2 separate regions of the Homo sapiens genome follow, and region 2 is linked to region 1. A link is an interaction called in ENCODE POLR2A ChIA-PET data of the cell type or tissue named here. Cell type or tissue: HepG2. All regions are shown on one strand. Links, peaks and the distances in the headings refer to the core of each region. The heading gives the core; the rest is flanking DNA.

The links. Peaks named below come from ENCODE experiments on the same cell type or tissue, not always from the same donor. Only the 100,000 strongest peaks of a DNase experiment are listed, where the experiment ranks them.
Region 2: POLR2A ChIA-PET joins it to region 1 with 6 read pairs; 3 of 35 experiments call an interaction of 5 or more read pairs at or near these places.

What each region holds. Positions count from the first base shown.
Region 1 is chr3:49,234,764-49,242,763 of GRCh38, reverse strand. IHO1 (interactor of HORMAD1 1) reads right to left here. Exons shown (of 8, transcript NM_001135197.2): 3 at 6,042-6,216; 4 at 1,375-1,538. Among named protein-coding and RNA genes, the nearest start is that of MIR4271, 35 kb to the left of the region's middle. In HepG2, for the core only: no CTCF peak of the experiment used is centred there; a DNase peak (open chromatin) is centred at 4,143.
Region 2 is chr3:49,319,521-49,332,462 of GRCh38, reverse strand. It overlaps USP4 (ubiquitin specific peptidase 4), which reads left to right. Exons shown (of 22, transcript NM_003363.4): 3 at 4,647-4,777; 4 at 6,618-6,744; 5 at 7,424-7,569; 6 at 7,700-7,761. Among named protein-coding and RNA genes, the nearest start is that of USP4, 14 kb to the left of the region's middle. In HepG2, for the core only: a CTCF peak has its summit at 4,796 (motif pointing left); a DNase peak (open chromatin) is centred at 4,792.

The DNA of each region.
Region 1 (8,000 bases), core at 1-8,000:
GTGCAATCTAGGCTCCCTGCAACCTCCGCCTCCTGGGTTCAAGTGATTCTCCTGTCTCAGCCTCCTGAGTAGCTGGGATTACAGGCACCCGCCACCGTGCCTGGCCACATTCTATTCTAGACTCTAAAATAAATAATGTTGTCCAACTTCCTAATCCTGATGATCTGAAAAGAAAAATCAGGGGGCAGATGTTTAGGAAAAATAAGTGTAACATTACTTGAATATTACATTTCTCTTAGAAATCCTCTAGTTTTTATTTTTCAGAGAGAAAAAAATTGTGGTATGTAAATCTACCACAAATCATATTGACAAGAAGGCAATTAAGAATAACTAGGAGGCTGGGTATGGTGGCTCATGCCTGTAATCCCAGCACTTTGAGAGGTCGAGGTGGGACGACTGCTTGAGCCCAGGAGTTCAAGACCAGCCTGGACAACATAGTGAGACACTATCTCTGAAAAAAAAAAATTAGGTGGCCACAGCTGTGTGTGCCTCTGATCGAAGCTACTTGGGAAGCTAAGGTGGGAAGACTGCGGTGGCTCATGCTTGTAATGCCAGCACTTTGGGAGGCCGAAGTGGGCAGATCACCTGAGGTCAGGAGTTCGTGACCAGCCTGGCCAACATGGCGAACCCCGTCTCTACTGAAAATACAAAAATGAGCTGGGCATGCTGGCATGCGCTTGTGATCCCAGCTACTCGGGAGGCTGTGGCAGGAGAATCACTTGAACCCAGGAGGCGGATGTTTCAGTGAGCCGAGATTGTGCCATTGCACTCCAGTCTGGACAACAAGAGTGAAACTCCATCTCAGAAAAAAATAATAATAAAATAAATAATAATAATAATAATGGCCAGGCACAGTGGCTCACGCCTATAATTCCAGCATTTTGGGAGGCTGAGATGGGTGGATCAACTGAGGTCAGGAGTTTGTGACCAGCCTGGCCAACATGGTAAAACCCTGTCTCTACTAAAAATACAAAAATTAGCCAGGCATGGTGGCAGGCGCCTGTAGTCCCAGCTACTCAGGAGGCTGAGGCAGGAGAATCGCTTGAACCTGGGAGGCAGAGGTTGCAGTGAGCCAAGATTGTGCCACTGCACTCCAGCCTGGCGACAGAGCAAGACTCCGTCAAAAAAAAAAAATCAATCTATAATTCTCTCTCTCCCTCTTTCTCTTTCTCCCTCTTTCTCTGTGTGTCTGTTTGTGTGTCTGTGTGTGTGTGTGTGTGTGTGTATGTGTGTGTAAGTCCTATGGTTTGGTTTCTCTGGAGAACTCTAATACATGCTATTATGCTAAAATTGAATTATTTAATTACTGACACTCTATGTCTTGTTTTACTCAGAAAAGGTGAGTTCTTTCATCCATTTGAAAGGTTTACATACCTGTCACATTTGTCTTTTGCCCTTTTCTTTTTCTCCTCAAACTGTTCCAAGAGGCCTTTTGATTTTCCAACTGACAAAGGAGGAGGAAATAAACCTCCATCTTTTATATCTCCTCCGAACAGCTGGGGCTTTGTCTGGTACTTTGTGAAAATGCTAGGTTCACCCTGTTAAATGAAAAAAATATATAGCATTTCACACATAAAAATATTTATAGCATTCACTATTTTCTGTACAATGCAGAGTCACATTTAAGTGCAAACCATATTGCTGTAACGTAACATAGCAAGTAGTATTTCCATTTTATCTTTGTATACACCAGAAAATTATATTTAAAATAAAGCAACTGTTTTTATTAATATAGATTTTTGCCTTACCAGCCCAGAGATATTTTAAATGTCAACCAAAATAGCTTAGAATCAATTGCATAAATTTAAAGGCAAGAACAGAGAACCATTTATGCTATTTCTGACATGATGTGTTAAAGTTTTCATAATCATAATTTTAACTCAAATTGCTGTTGCTCAGCTGCTAGTGAACTGAACTCATATTGGTAAGTTTGATGTGGACTGGACAGTGGGCATGCTGACAAATGGTGAGCCACTTTCTGCATTCTTTGGCAAAATTCTGAAACATTCAGGGAGGTCATTTATTCCTTCATATCACTAGATACCAATTTTTGTACTGAAATACTTATTTCAGAGCATACTTTACTAACTTAAAGCACCGACTGGCTGGGCATGGTGGCTCACCCCTGTACTCCCAACACTTTGTTTGGGAGGCCGAGGTGGGTGGATCACAAGGTCAGGAGTTTGAGACCAACCTGACCAATGTGATGAAACCCCGTCACTACTAGAAATACAAAAATTGGTCGGGTGTGGTGGCTCATGCCTGTAATCCCAGCACTTTGGGAGGCCGAGGCGGGCGGATCACCTGAGGTCAGGAGTTTGAGACCAGCCTGCTCAACTTGGCGAAACCCTGTCTCTACTAAAATACAAAAAATTAGCCGGGCATGCTGGCAGGCGCCTGTAATCCCAACTACTCAGGAGGCTGAGGCAGGAGAATTGCTTTAACACAGAAGGAGGAGGTTGCAGTGAGCCAAGATTGCACCACTGCATTCCAGCCTGGGCGACAAGAGTGAAACTCCGTCTCAAAACAGAAACAAAAACAAAAACAAAAATTAGCTGGGCGTGGTGGCACACACCTGTAATCACAGCTACTCGGGAGGCTGAGGCAGGAGAATCTCTTGAACCTGGGAAGAGGAGGTTGCAGTGAGCCAAGATCGTGCCACTGCACTCTAGCCCGGGTGACAGAGTGCGACTCTGTCTCAAAAGAAAAGAAAAGAAAAGAAAAGAAAAAAAAGCACCAACTTAATCTTATTTGTTAAGTCCCTATTTGATGCATGTAAGTTTATATATAAAACTTGAGCCCAGGCTGGGCACAGTGGCTTACGCCTATAATCCCAGCACTTTGGGAGGCCGAAGTGGGCAGATCACCTGAGGTGGGGAGTTCAAGAACAGCCTGACCAACATGGAGAAACCCCGTCTCTACTAAAAATACAAAATTAGCCAGGCGTGGTGCGCATGCCTGTAATCCCAGCTACTCAGGAGACTGAGGCAGGAGAATTGCTTAAACCTGGAAGGCAGAGGTTGTGGTGAGCCGAGATCGTACCATTGCACTCCAGTCTGGGCAACCAGAGCAAAACTCCGTCTCAAAAAAAAAAAAAAAATCCCTTGAGCCCAGGAGTTCAAGACCAGCCTGGGCAACATGGCTAAACCCCATCCCTACAAAAAATATAAAAATTAGCTGGTGCAGCTGGGCACGGGGGCTCACGCCTGTAATCCCAGAACTTTGGGAGGCTGAGGCAGGTGGGTCATGAGGTCAGGAGATTGAGACCATCCTGGCTGACATGGTGAAATCCTGTCTCTACTAAAAATACAAAAATTAGCTGGGCGTGGTGGTGCACGCCCATAGTCCCATCTACTCAGGAGACTGAGGCAGGAGAATCGCTTGAACCCGGGAGGCAGAGGTTGTAGTGAGCTGAGATCATGCCACTGCACTCCAGTCTGGCAACAGTGAGGCTCCCTCTCAAAAAAAAAAAGAAAAAAATTAGCTTGGTGTGGCCAGGCATGGTAGCTCACACCTGTAATCCCAGCACTTTGGGAGGCCAATGCAGGTGGATCACTTGAGGTCAGGAGTTTGAGACCAGCCTAGCCAACACAGTGAAACCCTGTCTCTACTAAAAATACAAAAATTAGCTGGGCATGGGGGCAGGCGCCTATAATCCCAGCCACTCAGGAGGCTGAGGCATGATAATTGCTTGCACCCAGGAGGCAGAGGTTGCAGTGAGCTGAGATCACACTGAAGCAGGAGATGTAAAGAGAAAAACAAGTTTTCTCTTGCTGGGCTGACTCACTCCAAGACCTAGCAATAGGCAGCAGAGCTCTGGCAGGGCTTTGATAACACTATGTGCAAAACCAGAGCCCTCAAGGAATGTGCTCCAGAGTCCCCTCTCCTCCCATTCCCAGGCGAGGGTGGGAAAGCAGGTTTTTCTCTTTTCCCAACTTCCCCCTCCCCTTTGATAATCCTTCCTTAGTGATACTCAAGGTTACTTCACAGAGTTTTACAATTCCTGTTTCTCTTCTGTGCAACATGACAAGGTCACAAGACGAGCTTGAGTAAGATATGTACCAGATGCAAAGCCTGCTTTAGTTTGATAAGTTCCTGTTTTCCTTCCAATGCAGCTGCGAGGTCACGAGCTATGCTAGGATGATGAAACCTGTCACTGTTTGATTAACTGCCTTTGTTCTGCTTCTGTATGCCCACTTGCCTGCACTATACACTTCATGCCACCAAATTCCCTCCACGCCATTCAAACTGGCCAATCCCCTTTCAGAAATGTGTATAAAAGTCAAGCCCTGTTTCTGTTCAGGTCTCAGCCTTTTGGATGCGAATCCGCTGAGCCGGTGCACACCTTAATAAAATCCTCCTGTTTTATCCATTTGGTCTCTCTGGTCCTCTGATTCCTGCCACAGCACCACTGCACTACAGCCTGGGTGACAGAGGGAAAAACTCTGTCTCAAAAACAAAACAAAACAAAACAAAACAAAACTACATTTAGTTATAGGTGCCTCCAAAATCAAAATGTTTTTGACTCACAAGAAAACACAGATTGATCTCAAAGAATCAGGCTGGGCATGGTGGCTCACACCTGTAATCCCAGCACTTTGGGCAGCTGAGGTGAGCAGATCATCTGAGGTTAGGAGCTCAAGACTAGCCCGCCAACATGGAGAAACACTGTCTCTACTAAAAACGCAAAAATCAGCCGTGTGTGGTGGCACACACCTATAATCCCAGCTACTAGGGAGGCTGAGACAGGAGAATTACTTGAACCTGGAAGGCGAAGTTTGCAGTCAGTGAACTGAGATCATGCCACTGGACCTCGGCCCAGGTGACAGAGCAAGACTCTGTCTCAAAAAAAAAAAAAAAAAAAAAAAAAAAAAAAGGAAAAGACAGGTTAATCTCAAAACATCAAGGATTCAAGAGACTCTGTTCCTCATTCTGGCCTTTACTCACTAACCTAGGCCTCAGAATCCTCATCTCCTTCTTCTTCAAGGACATAATGTAGTATAGTTGACTAAAGTATACAGATTACATGAAGTTTATTATTTAAAAAAGTCTGTCTAAAATAAAATTTGTTATTTTATTTCTATTTTATGAAAACTATTTTTACTTATAAATTCTCACAAACAATAGTATGACTAGCCTTAGGCAAATATATATGTATATATATTTGCCTCTCCCTAGGATTGGTCAAGGAATTGACACTATTTTACGTTGCTTTGTAATAGAAGAAACCGCAAATATAAATGTTGCCATTTCAGACTATTAAGTCAAATGAGTCACTAATCAAGCACAAATCCCTTTAGGAGAGTAATCCTTACAGATGTACAATTCTAAAACATATTCCAACAGAATAAGTAATTTTTTTAAGGCTAGAAACTAAGTATTGGTTGTCGGGTTTTTTTGTTTTGTTTGTTTGTTTTGAGACAGAGTCATGCTCTATCTCCCAGGATAGAGTTCAGTGGTTTGATCTCGGCTCACTGCAACCTCTACCTCCTGAGTTCAAGCGATTCTCTGCCTCAGCCTCCCGAGTAGCTGGGATTACAGGCGCCTGCCACCACACCCGGCTAATTTTTGTATTTTTAGTAGAGGCGGGGTTCCACCATCTTGGCCAGGCTGGTCTTGAACTCCTGACCTTGTGATCCACCTGCCTCGGCCTCCCAAATTGCTGGCATTACAGGCATGAGCCACAACACCTGGCCTTGTTTGTTTTTTTTTTGAGACAGGTTCTCACTCTGTCACCCAGGCTGGAGTACACTGGCAGAATCATGGGTCACTGCAGCCTTGACTTCCTGGGCTCAAGCAATCCTCCTGCCTCAGCCACCACACTCAGCTAATTTTTGTACTTTTTGTAGAGATGGGGTTTTGCCATGTTGCCCAGGCTGGTCTCAAACTCCTGGGCTCAAGGGATCCACTTGCCTCAGCCTCCCCAAGTGCAGGGATTACAGGTGTCAGCCATTGCACCTGGCCAGAATAAGTATTCTTTATAGTTTATCTCCATAATGACTGTGAAATGTGTGCAGATCAATTCTGGAAACCAGACTCACCTCCAGATAGTTCTGTTGTGACTGTTTTGAATGTCTCAAGTGGGCACCAAAGTCCAAGGGTGCTGATAGGGTTTCTGAATTTTCTGGACAGAACTGAGATCCAAAGAGGAACTGGGAATCACTGAGACTGGAATAATCATTTTGATTATTATTCCAGTTGGATGACTTCTTGTTCCTGAAATTTAGCAAAAAAAAGTGTATCAAATAGACAAATATCCTGAACAAATGAAATCATAGTTCACAGCTGTCCATTTCAGAACATTTTGGGCAGAATGATAGCTTGTTCTGACCTTCAAGTCCCCTGTATATTGTCAGTACAATGAAACACAAGGAAATTCTGAATACCACACATTTTTATTACTATCTGGGAACAACCAGATGGAAACTCAAACAGAAAGGATTGACATCATCATTCTTTGTATAACAGCATTCTGGGCTACAACACCATATTGGAAATTACAGTTCATAAAATTGTAGAGATTAAAAGAATGTTATCATTTTATTTTATTGTTTTGAGACAGGATCCTACTCTGTCGCCCAGGCTGGAGTGCAGTGGCATGATCTCGGCTCACTGCAGCCTCAGCCTCCTGGGTAGCTAGGACTACAGGTATGTGCTACCACACCAGGCTAATTTTTGTATTTATAGTTGAGATGGGGTTTCACCATGTTGACCAGGCTGGTCTTGAACTCCTGACCTCAGGTGATTCGCCCATCTCAGCCTCCCAAATTGCTGGGATTACAGGTGTGAGCCACCGTGCAGGGCCAAGAATGTTATCTTTTTTTTTTTTTTTTTGAGACAGAGTCTCACTCTGTTGCCCAGGCTGGCATGCAGTGGTGCAATCTTGGCCCACTGCAACCTCCACCTCCCGGGTTCAAGCCATTCTCCTGCCTCAGCCTCCTGAGTAGCTGGGATTACAGGCATCTGCCACCACATGTGGTCAATTTTTGTATTTTTAATAGAGATGGGGTTTCACCATGTTGGCCAGGCTGGTCTCTCGAACTCCTGACCTCAGGTAATCTGCTCACCTCAGGCTCCCAAAGTGCTGGGATGACAGTCATGAGCCATTGCACCCAGCCAAGAATGTTATCTTTTTAAAAGATCAATCTGTTCATCATTAAAATAGATAAATAAAATAAGGTACATGCATTAGCTGATTCAGCAGCCAGAAGCATTAAGTTAGATTTATATATAATCGGCCGGGTGCGGTGGCTCACGCCTGTAATCCCAGCACTTTGGGAGGCCGAGGAGGGTGGATCATGAGGTCAGGAGATCGAGACCATCCTGGCTAACATGGTGAAACCCCATCTCTACTAAAAAATACAAAAAAATTAGCCAGGCCTGATGGTGGGTGCCTGTAATCCCAGCTACTTGGGAGGCTGAGACAGGAGAATGGCATGAACCCAGGAGGCGGAGCTTGTAGTCAGCCAAATTTGCACCACTGCACTCCAGCCTGGGCAACAGAGTAAGACTCCTCAAAAAAAAAAAAAAAAGATTTATATATAATCACATGGGATTTTGAGACTTCTCAAAAACATAGTTTTGAGTACAAGAAAAGGTAAAAATTGGATGAACTTGGCCAGGCACGGTGGCTCACGCCTGTAATCCTAGCTAGCACTTTGGGAGGCGAGGTGGGCAGATCACAAGGTTAGGAGTTCGAGACCAGCCTGACCAACATGGTGAAACCCTGTCTCTACTAAAAATACAAAAATTAGCTGGGTATGGTGGCAGACACCTGTAATCCCAGCTACTTGGGAGGCTGAGGCAGAAGAATCACTGGAACCCGGGAGGCAGAGGTTGCAGTGAGCCGAGATTGTGCCACTGCACTCCAGCCTGGGTGATACAGTGAGACTCAGTCTCAAAAAAAAAAAAAGAATTAACTCTATTACAGTTCATTTATGTAAATTTTTAAACCTACATTATACACACCAAACAATTATGTAACTGAGTGTATAGAAAGT
Region 2 (12,942 bases), core at 2,582-10,581, 87 kb before region 1:
TTTTTTTTTTTGAGACAGGGTCTTGCCCTGTCACCCAGGCTGTAGTGTGTGATCACAGCTCACTGCAGCCTTAACCTCCTGGGCTCAAGTGATCCTCCCACCTCAGCCTCCTGAGTAGCTAGGACTACAGTTGCTTGCCACCATGCCTGGCTGATTTTTATATGTTTGTTTGTTTGTTTGTTTTGTAAGACAGAGTCTCGCTCTGTCGTCTAGGCTGAAGTGCAATGGCACAATCTTGGCTCACTGCAACCTCCACCTCCCAGTTTCAAGTGATTCTCCTGCCTCAGCCTCCCAAGTAGCTGGGATTACAGGTACCTGCCACCACACCCAGCTAATTTTTTTTTGTATTTTTAGTAAAGACGGGATTTCAGCACGTTGGCCAGCCTGGTCTCGAACTCCTGACCTCAGGTGGTCCACCCGCCTTGACCTCCCAAAGTGCTGGAATTACAGGTGTGAGCCACTGTGCCCAGCTTTGTATTTTTTTTTTTTTTTTGTAGAGATGGGATTTTGCCGTGTTGCCCGGGCTGGTCTCCAACTCCTGGGCTCAAGTGATCTGTCTGCCTTGACTTCTCAAAGTGCTGGGATTATAGGCATGAGCCACTCTGTCCGGCCAGATTCAGAGCCTTGAAGGACAGGCTGACTCTCTTCTTAAGGGATACTGCAGATGGTGACTTTAGTTTGAAGCTAGTGCTCATTTATCATTCCAAAAATCCCAAGGCCCTCAAGAATTATGCTAAATCTGCTCTGCCTGTGCCCTACACATGCAACAACAAAGCCTGCATGATAGCATATTTATTTACAGCATGGTATACCGAATATTTTTGTTTTTATTTTATTTTTCTGGGACAGAATCTCGCTGTGTCGCCCAGGCTGGAATGCAGTGGTGCAATCTCGGCTTACTGCAACCTCTGCTTCCCGGGTTCAAGTTATTCTCATGGCTCAGCCTCCCAAGTAGCTGAGATTACAGACATGCACCACCAGTTCTGGCTAATTTTTGTACTTTTAGTAGAGATGGGGTTTTGCTATTTTGGCCAGGCTGGTCTCAAACTCCTGGCCTCAAGTGATCCACCCGCCTTGACCTCCCTAAGTGCTGGGATTACAGGCATGAGCCACCACAACAAGTTTACCGATTTTTTTTTTTTTGAGTCGGAGTTTTGCTCTTTTGCCCAGGCTGGAGTGCAATGGTGCGATCTTGGCTCACCACAACCTCTGCCTCCCAGGTTCAAGCGATTCTCCTGCCTCAGCCTCCTGAGTAGCTGGGATTATAGGCGTGCGCCACCACGCCCAGCTAATTTTGTTTTTTTAGTAGAGACGGGGTTTCTCCTTGTTGGTCAGGCTGGTCTCGAACTCTCGACCTCAGGTAACTGCCCACCACGGCCTCCCCAAGTGCTGGGAGTACAGGTGTGAGCCACCACGCCCGGCCTCCCAATATTTTTTTTTTTTTTGAGACGGAGTCTTGCTCTGTCACCCAGACTGGAGTGCAGTGGCGCGATCTCGGCTCACTGCAAGCTCCGCCTCCCGGGTTCACACGATTCTCCTGCCTCAGCCTCCTGAGTAGCTGGGATCACAGGCGCCTGGTGCCTGCCACCACACCCGGCTACTTTTTTTGTATTTTTAGTAGAGACGGGGTTTCACCATGTTGGCCAGGATGGTCTCAATCTCCTGATCTCGTGATCCACCCATCTCGGCCTCTCAAAGTGCTGGGATTACAGGTGGGAGCCACCGCGCCCGGCCTCCGGCCTCCAGCCTCCAGCCTCCCAATATTTTTAGCTCAGGGTTGAGACCTACTGCTCAGAAAAAGCACTGAGCTAATCTTATCAAAATGTTACTGCTGCCAGGTGCAGTGGCTTACGCCTGTTATCCCAGCACTTTGGGAGGCCAAGGTGGGCGGATCACGAGGTCAGGAGATTGAGACCATCCTGGCTAACATGGTGAAACCCTGTCTCTATTAAAAATACAAAAACAAAATTAACCGGGTGTGGTGGCGGGTGCCTGTAGTCCCAGCTCCTCGGGAGGCTGAGGCGGGAGAATAGCATGAACCCGAGAGGTGGAGCTTGCAGTGAGCCGAGATGGCGCCACTGCACTCCAGCCTGGGGGACACAGCGAGACTGTCTCAAAAAAAAAAAAGTTACTGCTCCATTGCAATGTACCTAGTTACCCAAGAGCTCTGATGGAGATGCATGAGGAGATTAATGTTGTTTCATGCCTACTAAAAACATCCGTTCTGCAGCCTGTGAGTCAAGAAGTAATTTCAACTTTTTTTGTTTGTTTGTTTGTTTGTTTGTTTGTTTTGAGACAGAGTCTCACTCTGTTGCCCAGGCTGGAGTGCAGTGGCTCAGTCTTGGCTCCCTGCAACCTCTCCCTCCCAGGTTCAAGCAATTCTCCTGCCTCCTCCTACCAGGTTCAAGTAATTCTCCTGCCTCAGCCTCCTGAGTAGCTGGGATACAGGTGCCCGTCCCTCCACCTGGCTAATTTTTGTATTTTTAGTAGAGACCAGGTTTCACCATGTTGGCCAGGCTGGTCTCAAACTTCTGACCTCAAGTGATCCTCCCGCCTCAGCCTGCCGAAGTGCTGGGATTACAGGCCTGAGCCAGCGTGCCTGATTTGATTTCAACTTTCAAGTCTTATTATTTAAGAAATACATTTTATAAGACTTTATCTGCCATAGATAGTGATTCTCCTGAAGGATCTGGGCAAATTAAATTGAAAACCTTTTGGAAAGGATTTACCATTCTAGATGCCATTAAGAATATTCATGATTCCACCTGGTGCAGTGGCTTATACCTATAATCCCAGGACTTTGGCAGGCTGAAGTAGGTGGATCCTTTGAACCCAGGAATTGGAGACTAGGGTGGGCAACTTGGCAAAACCCCATCCCTATAAAAAATACGAAAATTAGCTAGGCCTGGTGGCATGCACCTGTAGTTCTAGCTACTTGGGAGACTAAGGCAGGAGGATTGCTTGAGTCTGGGAGGTCGAAGCTGCAGTGAGCTGTAATCATGCCACTGCACTTCAGCCTGGGTGATAGAGTAAGGCCTGCCACTCCCACCTGCCCACACACACACACAAAAATATTCATGATTCATGGGAGGTCAAAATCAACATTAATAGGAGTCTGGAAGAAGTTCATTCCAACACTTACGGATGACTTCAACGGGCTCAAGACATCAGTGGGAGAAGTAACAGCAAAAGTGGAAATAGCAAGAGAACTAGAATTAGAAGTGAAGCCTGAAGATGTGACTGAATTGCTTTATTTTTTATTTTTACTTTTATTTTTATTTTTTTTGAGATGGAGTTTCGCTGTGTCACCCAGGCTGGAGTGCAGTGGCGCAATCTTGGCTCACTGCAACCTCCGCCTCCTGGGTTCAAACAATTCTCCTGCCTCAGCCTCCCAAGTAGCTGGGCTACAGGTGTGCACCACCATGCCCAGCTAATTTTTGTGTTTGTAGTAGAGACGGGGTTTCACTACCCTGGCCAGGCTGGTCTTGAACTCCTGACCTCATGATCTGCCCACCTCGGCCTCCGAAAGTGCTGGGATTACAGGTGTGAGCCACTGCGCCTGGCCTATTTTTAATTTTAATTTTTATTTATTTTTATTTCTTTTGAGACAGAGTCTTGCTCTGTCACCCAGGCTGGAGTACAGTGGGGTATCTCGGCTCACTGCAGTCTCCACCTCCTGGGTTCAAGCAATTCTTATGCCTCAGCCTCCCGAGTAGCTGGGACTACAGGCATGCATCACCATGCCCAGCTAATTTTTGTATTTTTACTAGAAATGGGGTTTCACCATGTTGGCCAGGCTGATCTTGAATTCCTGACCTCAAGTGATCTGCCTGCCTCAGCCTCCCAAAGTGCTGGAATTACAGGCATGAGCCAACATGCCCGGCCTGAATTGCTTTAATCTTATGATAAAACTTGAATGGCTGAGGAGTTGCTTCTTATGGGTGAGCAAAGAAAATGGTTTCTTGAGATGGAATCTATGTCTGGTGAAGATGTTATGAGCATTGTTGAAATGACAACAAAGGAACCCTGCCCTGAAAAAGGTGTGTAAACTAGTCGGAGGGATGGTGGGAAACCATAACCACCTCATGTATGATTTATTTATTTTTGAGATGGAGTCTTGCTCTTTCACCAGGCTGGAGTGCAGTGGCGTGATCTTGGCTTACTGCAACCTCTGCCTCCCGGGTTCAAGCAATTCTCCTGCCTCAGCCTCCCGAGTAGCTGGGACTACAGGTGCCCGCTACCACACCCGGCTAATTTTTATATTTTTAGTAGAGACGGGGTTTCACCATGTTGGCCAGGCTGCTCTCAAACTCCTGACCTCATGATCCAACCGCCTCAGCCTCCGAAAGTGCTGATTACAGGTGTGAGCCACCACACCCAGCCTGGAGTTTTTCTTTTTTATCCTCTTCTCTCCCTCCAATTATAGAAGAAATACAAATTCCTCATAAAATCTTCATGGATAAAGAGAAAACATGGATAAAGACAAAAGTCTGCTCTGTATAATGACCAGTGACAGAATTTTGGAATTTCATTCCTGTTTCTTTCTGTAAATAATTTTCTTATTTCTGAAAAGTACATGGAAATCATGTAAAACCATCATTTCTGGGGTAAAGAGCAGTGACTTATGTGCTCTTTTCCTTTTTTAGATCCTGAGAGTCAGACCTTGAAAGAACACTTAATTGATGAATTGGACTATGTATTGGTCCCTACCGAGGCGTGGAATAAACTACTAAACTGGTACGGCTGTGTAGAAGGCCAGCAACCCATCGTCAGAAAAGTGAGTTATGTGAATTGTCCCACCTGCTGGTCACTGTCTGCAGGTGCTTTCTGTTGGACACTGACTAGTGTTTGCTAGGAAAATGAACATACCTCAGTGGTTGAATAGTGGTGCTTGAGGCCTTGTTTCTGGATCTCTTTTTTTTTTGAGATGGAGTCTTGTGCACTTGTCGCCCAGGCTGGAGTGCAACGGCACGATCTCGGCTCACTGCAGCCTCTGGCTCCCAGGTTCAAGTGATTCTCGTGCCTCAGCCTCCTGAGTAGCTGGGATTACAGGCGCCTTTCACTACGCCTGGCCAATTTTTGTATTTTTAGTAGAGACGGGGTTTCGCCATGTTGGCCAGTCTGGTCTCAAACTCTTGACCTTGTGATCCGCCCGACTCGGCCCCCCAAAGTGGTGGGATTACAGGCGTGAGCCACTACGCCCAGCCTGTTTCTGGTTCTCTTTAGGAAATTGTGGTTGTGAGTGAAGTTGCTCACCCAGAATATTATCATGAGTGGCCTCTAAACATCAGAGCTGCCCAGTGGCTTGGAATGTGCCCAGCAGCGCTGTGAGAGAACTTTCTGGAAAATTCTATGAGAGAAAGTTCACTGGGGGCATATGGACATATAGCTAATGTCCTGCATCTTGTTTATCTTAAAAAACCTTTATGATACTGCTTTTCCCTCTATGCTTAAGAGTCTTTGAGCTAGGCGCAGTGGCTCACATCTGTAATCCCAGCACTTTGGGAGGTTGAGGCGGGTGGATCACGAGGTCAGGAGATCAAGACCACCCTGGCCAACATGGTGAAACCTCGTCTCTGCTAAAAATCCAAAAATTAACTGGGTGTGGTGGCACATACCTGTAGTCCCAGCTACTCGGGAGGCTGAGGCAGGAGAATTGCTTGAACCCAGGAGACGGAGGTTGCAGTAAGCCGAGATCACCCCACTGTACTGCAGCCTGGCAACAGAGTGAGACTCGGTTGCAAAAAAAAAAAAAGAGTCTTTGATCAGGCCGTGCATGGTGGCTCACGCCTGTAATCCCAGCACTTTGGGAGGCTGAGGCAGGCGGATCACGAGGTTAAGAGATCGAGACCATCCTGGCCAACATGGTGAAATCCTGTCTCTACTAAAAATACAAAAATTAGCTGGGCATGATGGTGGGCCCCTGTAGTCCCAGCTACTCGGGAGGCTGAGGCAGGAGAATCTCTTGAACCCAGGAGGTGCAGGTTGTAATGAGCTGAGATCGCACCACTGCACTCCAGGCTGCTGACGGAGGAAGACTCCATCTCAAAAACAAAAAACAGTGAAGAATAGGCTTCTCTCTAATATCATCAAGATGCTCTTGGTCTTAGTGGGTAGAAAAAAAATATATATATATTTTTTTGCGGGGTACAGAGTCTCGCTCTGTCGCCCAGGCTGGAGTGCAGTGGAGCGATCTTGGCTCACTGCAGCCTCCACCTCCTGGGTTCAAGCGATTCCCCTGTCTCAGCCTCCTGAGTAGTTGGGATTACAGGCACATGCCACCATGCCCGGCTAATTTTTGTATTTTTCATAGAAATGGGGTTTCACCATGTTGGTCAGGCTGGTCTCAAATTCCTGACCTCAAGTGATCCACCCACCTCGGCCTCCCAGAGTGTTGAGATTACAAGCGTGAGCCACCACACGCGGCCAGAAAAAATATTTTTAAACTCTTTGTCCAGGTACTGGTAGCTTTAAAAATCTGTTCTTTTGATCCCTTGATCAGTAAAGGAAATGGATTATCATGAGTTTTCTGCTTTTTGCTTCTGATAAGATATGCTACATCCAAGACTGCCCAGCTGCAAAACCGCTATGCCCTCACCCCTGCCTCTTGTTCATAGGTTGTGGAGCATGGCCTGTTTGTCAAGCACTGCAAAGTCGAGGTGTATTTGCTGGAACTGAAGCTCTGTGAGAACAGTGACCCCACCAATGTGCTGAGTTGCCATTTCAGCAAGGCAGACACCATTGGTGAGAGGCTGGGCTGGGGTCCCTGGTATGTGGTGAGAGAGTGTAGGACATTGTGGCTGATGGGAGGGAAGAGGGCATTATTTTATATGCCCTCTTTAGATTTGTTACCCAAATCATCTCGAGCTGTAGTTGCCAGTCCTGACCTGGGGGCCTATTCCTCCAGGAATTCTTATGGAGAGAACACTGGGCCTGCTCCTTGCCCATTTGTCTATGATAATGAAGATAAGGAAATGTAGATCCAAAGAAGTTTAAAAATAACTTATTTAAAAATCTCAGCAAGGTTTACAGTGAGCTACGATCCCACCACTGCACTGCAGCCTGGGCATCAGAGCAAGATCCTGTCTCTTAAAAAAAAAAACAAATCGCAGCCAGAAAATGGTGGAGCTAGCTTTTGAAGCCATATCTGAGTTAACTCCAAAGATAAGCTTTCTCGCTTTCTATGTTGCTTTTGCGCCATAAATGAGAGACACACGTTAGCAAAGAAGCATAGGGATACTTTCCAGGCATATGAGTGCAAGAGGCCACCCATGGGAGATGATTGATTTTAAGAGGTATCAGGGGGTTGATCCAGAGCACCTGTGAGCATCTGACAAGAAAGAGGATGAGCATTAGTTTGCCATGGCTGTCTTTAGCCTTGCATGTGGACAAAGCCCCAAGTGATATTTCTGCCTGTTCCTAGCAACCATCGAGAAAGAGATGCGGAAGCTATTCAACATCCCTGCGGAGCGTGAAACACGGCTCTGGAACAAATACATGAGCAACACCTACGAGCAGTTGAGCAAGCTAGACAACACTGTCCAGGATGCTGGGCTATACCAGGGTCAGGTAGGAGGGCCCTGGCCATTCCCCAGCAGGTAGCTCTGCCCAGGGTGTGTGGCCAGATACTTTTTGCTTCTAAGCATGTTGGAAGTGCGGTGGTTTGAACTCTCCTCATTTGGTTTCCCCTTTCACTCAGGTGCTAGTAATTGAGCCTCAAAATGAAGATGGCACATGGCCCAGGCAGACCTTGCAGTCAAAGTAAGTGAATTTTTTCTCCCTTGTTGTAGGCTCACATGTGCAAAAGAGACAGTCTTTCCTAAGGCAGTACTTGTACTAAGAAAAATTGTTCTGATTCAGATGAACAATGCCTATTTTGTATATCCAGAGTTCATGCTTCTGGATGAAGACCGTGGCTTTTGGTAGCAGGGCAGCATCTAAGGGAAGCCTGTCAGGATATCTCAGCAAGGTGGCGAGCCTCTGCTCGTGGAGAATGAGAAAAGGAGGAAGGGATATGAGGGATCAAGTCTAAGGTTGCTGCTCTACCAGGAGGTTGCTTTGTTTTTGTCACGCTTTTATTTTCTCCACATGTAGTTAGAGGCCTTGATGGATAAGAGGAAGGCTAAGGCATGGGGTTTTATATGACTTAAAAGTGATAGTTGAGGCCTGAGCATGGTGGCTCATGCCTGTAAGCTCAGCACTTTGAGAGGCCGTGGGAGGTGGCTCACCTGAGGCCAGGAGTTCGAGCCCAGCCTGGTCAACATGGTAAAACCCTGTCTCTACTAAAAATACAAAAATTAGCTAGGCATGGTGGCAGGTACCTGTAATCTCAGCTACTCGGGAGGCTGAGGCTCAAGAGTCGCTTGAATCCAGGAGGTGAAGGCTGCAGTGAGCTGAGATCGCACCATTATACTCCAGCCTAGGTGACAGTGCAAGACTCTGACCCAAAAAAAACAAAAACAAAAAAAAAGTGATAGCTTGATTCTACCTGTTTCTGCCCAGTGGCCTGTTACTCATTGTTGCCCTGGGAGCTTGCTGGGTGAATTGTTCAGCTACAAAACTTGGACTAAGGACACATCTGTTTCAAGAGATGTTCATGTGGTATGTGGAACTGTGCATGTTCTTAGGGAGATAAAGAAGTGATTAATTTTCGTTATGGTATAAGTTTTGGAAATTATATCTGTGTTCCAGTAGTTATGGGAATAATGTTGCGCTCTGTCCTTTTCCCTCTGTCAGGCCTTGGACTGTGACCATTACATAGTAGTGGGCTCCTAGGTCATTTGAGAACCATGAAAACTATGAGTTCTTAAGAGAAGAACTGTTAGAACCCCTGAAGTCCAGTCATGGACTCCAGTTTAAGAAACCCCGGTTGCCAGTTGTTGACAAGATAAATAAAATAGCTGTGGTAGGCATAGCTGTGCTCATCTTCACCCTGAGATATCCATATCCTAATTCCCAGAATCTGTTTCAGAATCTGTCATTATGTCAGGTGACATGGCAAAAGGGACTTTGCAGATGGGATTAAGCACAATGGTGAGTGCCTGTAGTCCCAGCTACCTGACAGGCTGAGGTGGGAGCATTGCTTGAGTCCAGGAGTTTGAGGCTGCAGTGAGCTATGATTCTGCCATTGCCCTCCAGCCTGGGCGACAGCAAGACCCCATCTCTTTTTTTTTTTTTTTTTTTTTTTTTTTAAAAAGGCCAGGAGCAGTGGCTCATGCCTGTAATCCCAGCACTTTGGGAGGCCGAGGTGGGCGGCTCACCTGAGGTTGAGAGTTTGAGACCAGCCTGACCAACATGGAGAAACCCTGTCTCTACTAAAAATGCAAAATTAGCCAGGCGTGGTGGTGCATATCTGTAATTTCAGCTACTTGGGAGGCTGAGGCAGGAGAATCGCTTGAACCCGGGAGGCGGAGGTTGCAGGGAACTGAGATTGCACCATTGCACTCTAGCCTGGGGAACAAGAGCGAAACTCCATCTCAAAAAAAAAAGAATGTCTGTTCACCAGTGAGTGAAGACAAGCCATAAGCCATACAGTGAGAGAAGAGATTTGTAATCCATGTCTGACAAGTTGTGTCCAGAATTTTTTTTTCTTTTTTTTTTTTCCCTGTGACGGAGTCTTACTCTCTTGCCAAGGTTGGAGTGCAATGGTGCGATCTCAGCTCACTGCACCCCCACTCCCGGGTTCAAGTGACTGATGCCTCAGCCTCCCGAGCAGCTGGGACTACAAGCTCCCACCACCATGCCCAGCTAATTTTTGTATTTTTAGTAGAGACAGGGTTTTACCATGTTGGCCAGGCTGGTCTTGAACTCCTGGCCTGTAGTTATCTGCCTGCCTTAGCCTCCCAAAGTGCTGGATTACAGGCATGAGCCACCACAGCTGGTCGTATATCTAGAGTTGCAAAGAAATTCCTACTAGTCAATACAAACAAGTCAGGCAACACTAGTAAAAAAAAGAGGCAAAAATGTAGAATTATATGCACATTCTGCTACTCAACAATCCTGTTGTTAGGCATATAACCAATAGAAATATATCCCATGTTCTCTTAAATACATATTTCAGGATGTTTGTGCTAGCACTGCTTGTCATAGTTACAAACTGGAGCTAACCCAAATGTCCATCAAAAGTAAATGGATAAACTGCAGTAAGTGTAAGCACACAAGGAAATTCTGTCCAGCTTTGCACAACAGTGATGAGTCTAATGAAAAATGATGAATGAGAGAAGGTAGACACAGAGCAGGGCATAATGATTCTGTTGACTTAAAACTTTATAACAGGCAAAATTAACCTTGGGGATTCATGGTCAGAACTGGTTAGTGTTGGGAAGAATTGCGACTGAATCGTGAGAAGGACACCTAGGGGTCTGGGGGTGTCCTGTTTCTTGGTCAGGGTAGTGGTTACATGGATGTATCACTTGGTGCAAATTTCTTGATTTTATACACTCAGGGGTTTTGTTTTTTTGTTTTTTTAATAGACGGAGTCTTGATCTGTAGCCCAGGCTGGAGTCCAGTGGCATGATCTCGGTTCACTGTAACCTCTGCCTCCTGGGTTCAAGCAATTCTGTGCCTCAGCCTCCTGAGTAGCTGGGATTACAGGTGCATGCCACCCATGCACAGCCAATTTTTGTATTTTTAGTAGAGACGGGGTTTCACCATGTTGGCCAGGCTGGTCTCGAACTTCTAGCCTCAAGTGATCCGCCTGCCTCGGCCTCCCAAAATGCTGGGATTACAGGCATAAGCCACGGCGCCCGGCCAAAAAAAATCAATAATAGGCCAGGTGCGGTGGCTGGCCAACATGCTGAAACCCCATCTCTTAAAAAATAGAAGAAAATTAGCCCGGTGCAGTGGCACATGCCTGTAATCGTAGCTACTGGGGAGGCTGAGGCATGAGAATGGTGGTGGGGATTGCAGTGAGCCTAGATCGTGCCACTGCACTCCAGCTTGGGCGATACAGTGAGACTCTGTCTCAGGAGAAAAAAAAAAAAAAGGTACAATAATAATCAAGGTTTAAGAAAGCAACTAGTATCTATAATATTCCAGAGATAAATTCTGGGTAATTCCAACATAGGTGAGGAATTAGTATAGAGCAGAGAGAGATGAGAATGTCCAGAACTACTATTCTTGAGGATGAGAAAGGTGAACAATTGTAAGTTTATGTAATTTATGGGGAAAAATAAAAATAGAGATCCTAATAAGTTAATGGAACAACTAACAGAAACGGAAAATTGAATGTATAACTTTGAAACATACTACGTCAGTTAGGAAAGGCTTGCTGGCAGGTAAGAAAAATCTGCAAATTAGCGTATTAAGCAAGATGGAGGCTTACATCTTTCTGAAAAGAATTTCTGACGTAGGCAGTCAATCCATTGCTGACGTAGCAGCTCCATGGCAATATTAAACCCAGCTGACCTACCCCTTCCTTTTTAGGACATTTCTCAGATATCATACATCAAACCTCCTTTGTATCTCATTGGCTAATCATATGACAATACCTGGCTTTCAGGAAGGCTGGGATGTACTGTATAGCAGGACTGCATCATGTCCAGCTAAAAACTGGGGTTCTCAAACTAAGGAAGGAGGGGAAAATAGCTAGCAGGAGGCGACTAGCAAACTGCCACACCTGCAAAAGGAAAATTAATGGAAGGCAAAAATGAAGGGGGGAAAAAATAAGAAGTATGGTAATTAGAAAGCATGTTAGAACATGTGGAAAAAGGGGGAAAAAAAAGAAACCTGAAATAAGGAGGCTGAATTAAATTCAGTGAAGTCTAATAACAGCATTAGAATCACTGTAGATGAGTTAAATTTACCAAACTAAAGACAAACTCTCAGATCAGACTTTAAAAGACAAACCACACCAGGGATACAGTGGTATGTGCCTATAGTCCTAGCTACTCAGAAGGCTGAGGGAGGAAGCTTGCTTGAGCCCAGGAGTTCGAAGTTACCGTGAGCCACGATTGCATCATTGCACTCCAGCCTGGACGACAGAGTGAGATGCTGTCTCTTTTTCTTTTTCTTTTTTGTTTGAGATGGAGTTTCACTCTTGTTGCCCAGGTTGGAGTGTAATGGCGCGATCTTGGCTCACTGCAACCTCTGCCTCCCAGGTTCAAGCAATTCTCCTGCCTCAGCCTCTCGAGTAGCTGGGATTACAGGCATGCGCCACCACGCCCGGCTAATTTTGTATTTTTAGTAGAGACAGGGTTTCTCCATGTTGGTCAGGCTGGAGACCCTGTCTCTTGGAAAAAAAGAGTCAGGCATGGTGGCTTATACCTGTAATCCCAACATTTTGGAAAGCTGAGGTGGGAGGATTGCTTGAGGATAGGAGTTTGAGACCAGCCTGGTCAACATAGCAAGACTCCTGTCTCTACAAAATTTTTTTTAAAAATTAGCTGGGCATGGTAGCTTGTGCCTGCAGTTCCAGCTTCTTGGGAGGCTGAGGTGGGAGGATCCCTTGAGCACAGGAGTTTGAGGCTGTAGTGAGCTATAATTGTGCACTGCACTGCAGCCTGGGTGACAGAGCAAGAGCTTGTCTCAAAACACAAGAAAACAAAACAAGGCTGGGCACAGTGGCTCATGGCCTGTAATCCCACTTTGGGAGGCGGAGGTGGGTGGATCACTTGAGGTCAGGAGTTCAAGACCAGCCTGGTGAACATAGCGAGACCCCCCTATCTACTAAAAGTACAGAAAATTAGCCAGGAGTGGTGGCGTGCACCTGTAATCCCAGCTACTTGGGAGGCTGAGGCAGGAGAATTGCTTGAACTCAGGAGGTGGAGGTTGTAGTGAGCTGAGATGGCACCATTGCACTCCAGCCTGCGTGACAGAGCAAGACTCCATCTCAGAAAACAAACAAACAAACAAACAAACAAACATGTTTAGTAATACATTGTGTGTCAAAGACACAGAGAAGTTGAAATTGAGGGAATGGAAATAGTGGCTTATGCCTGTAAT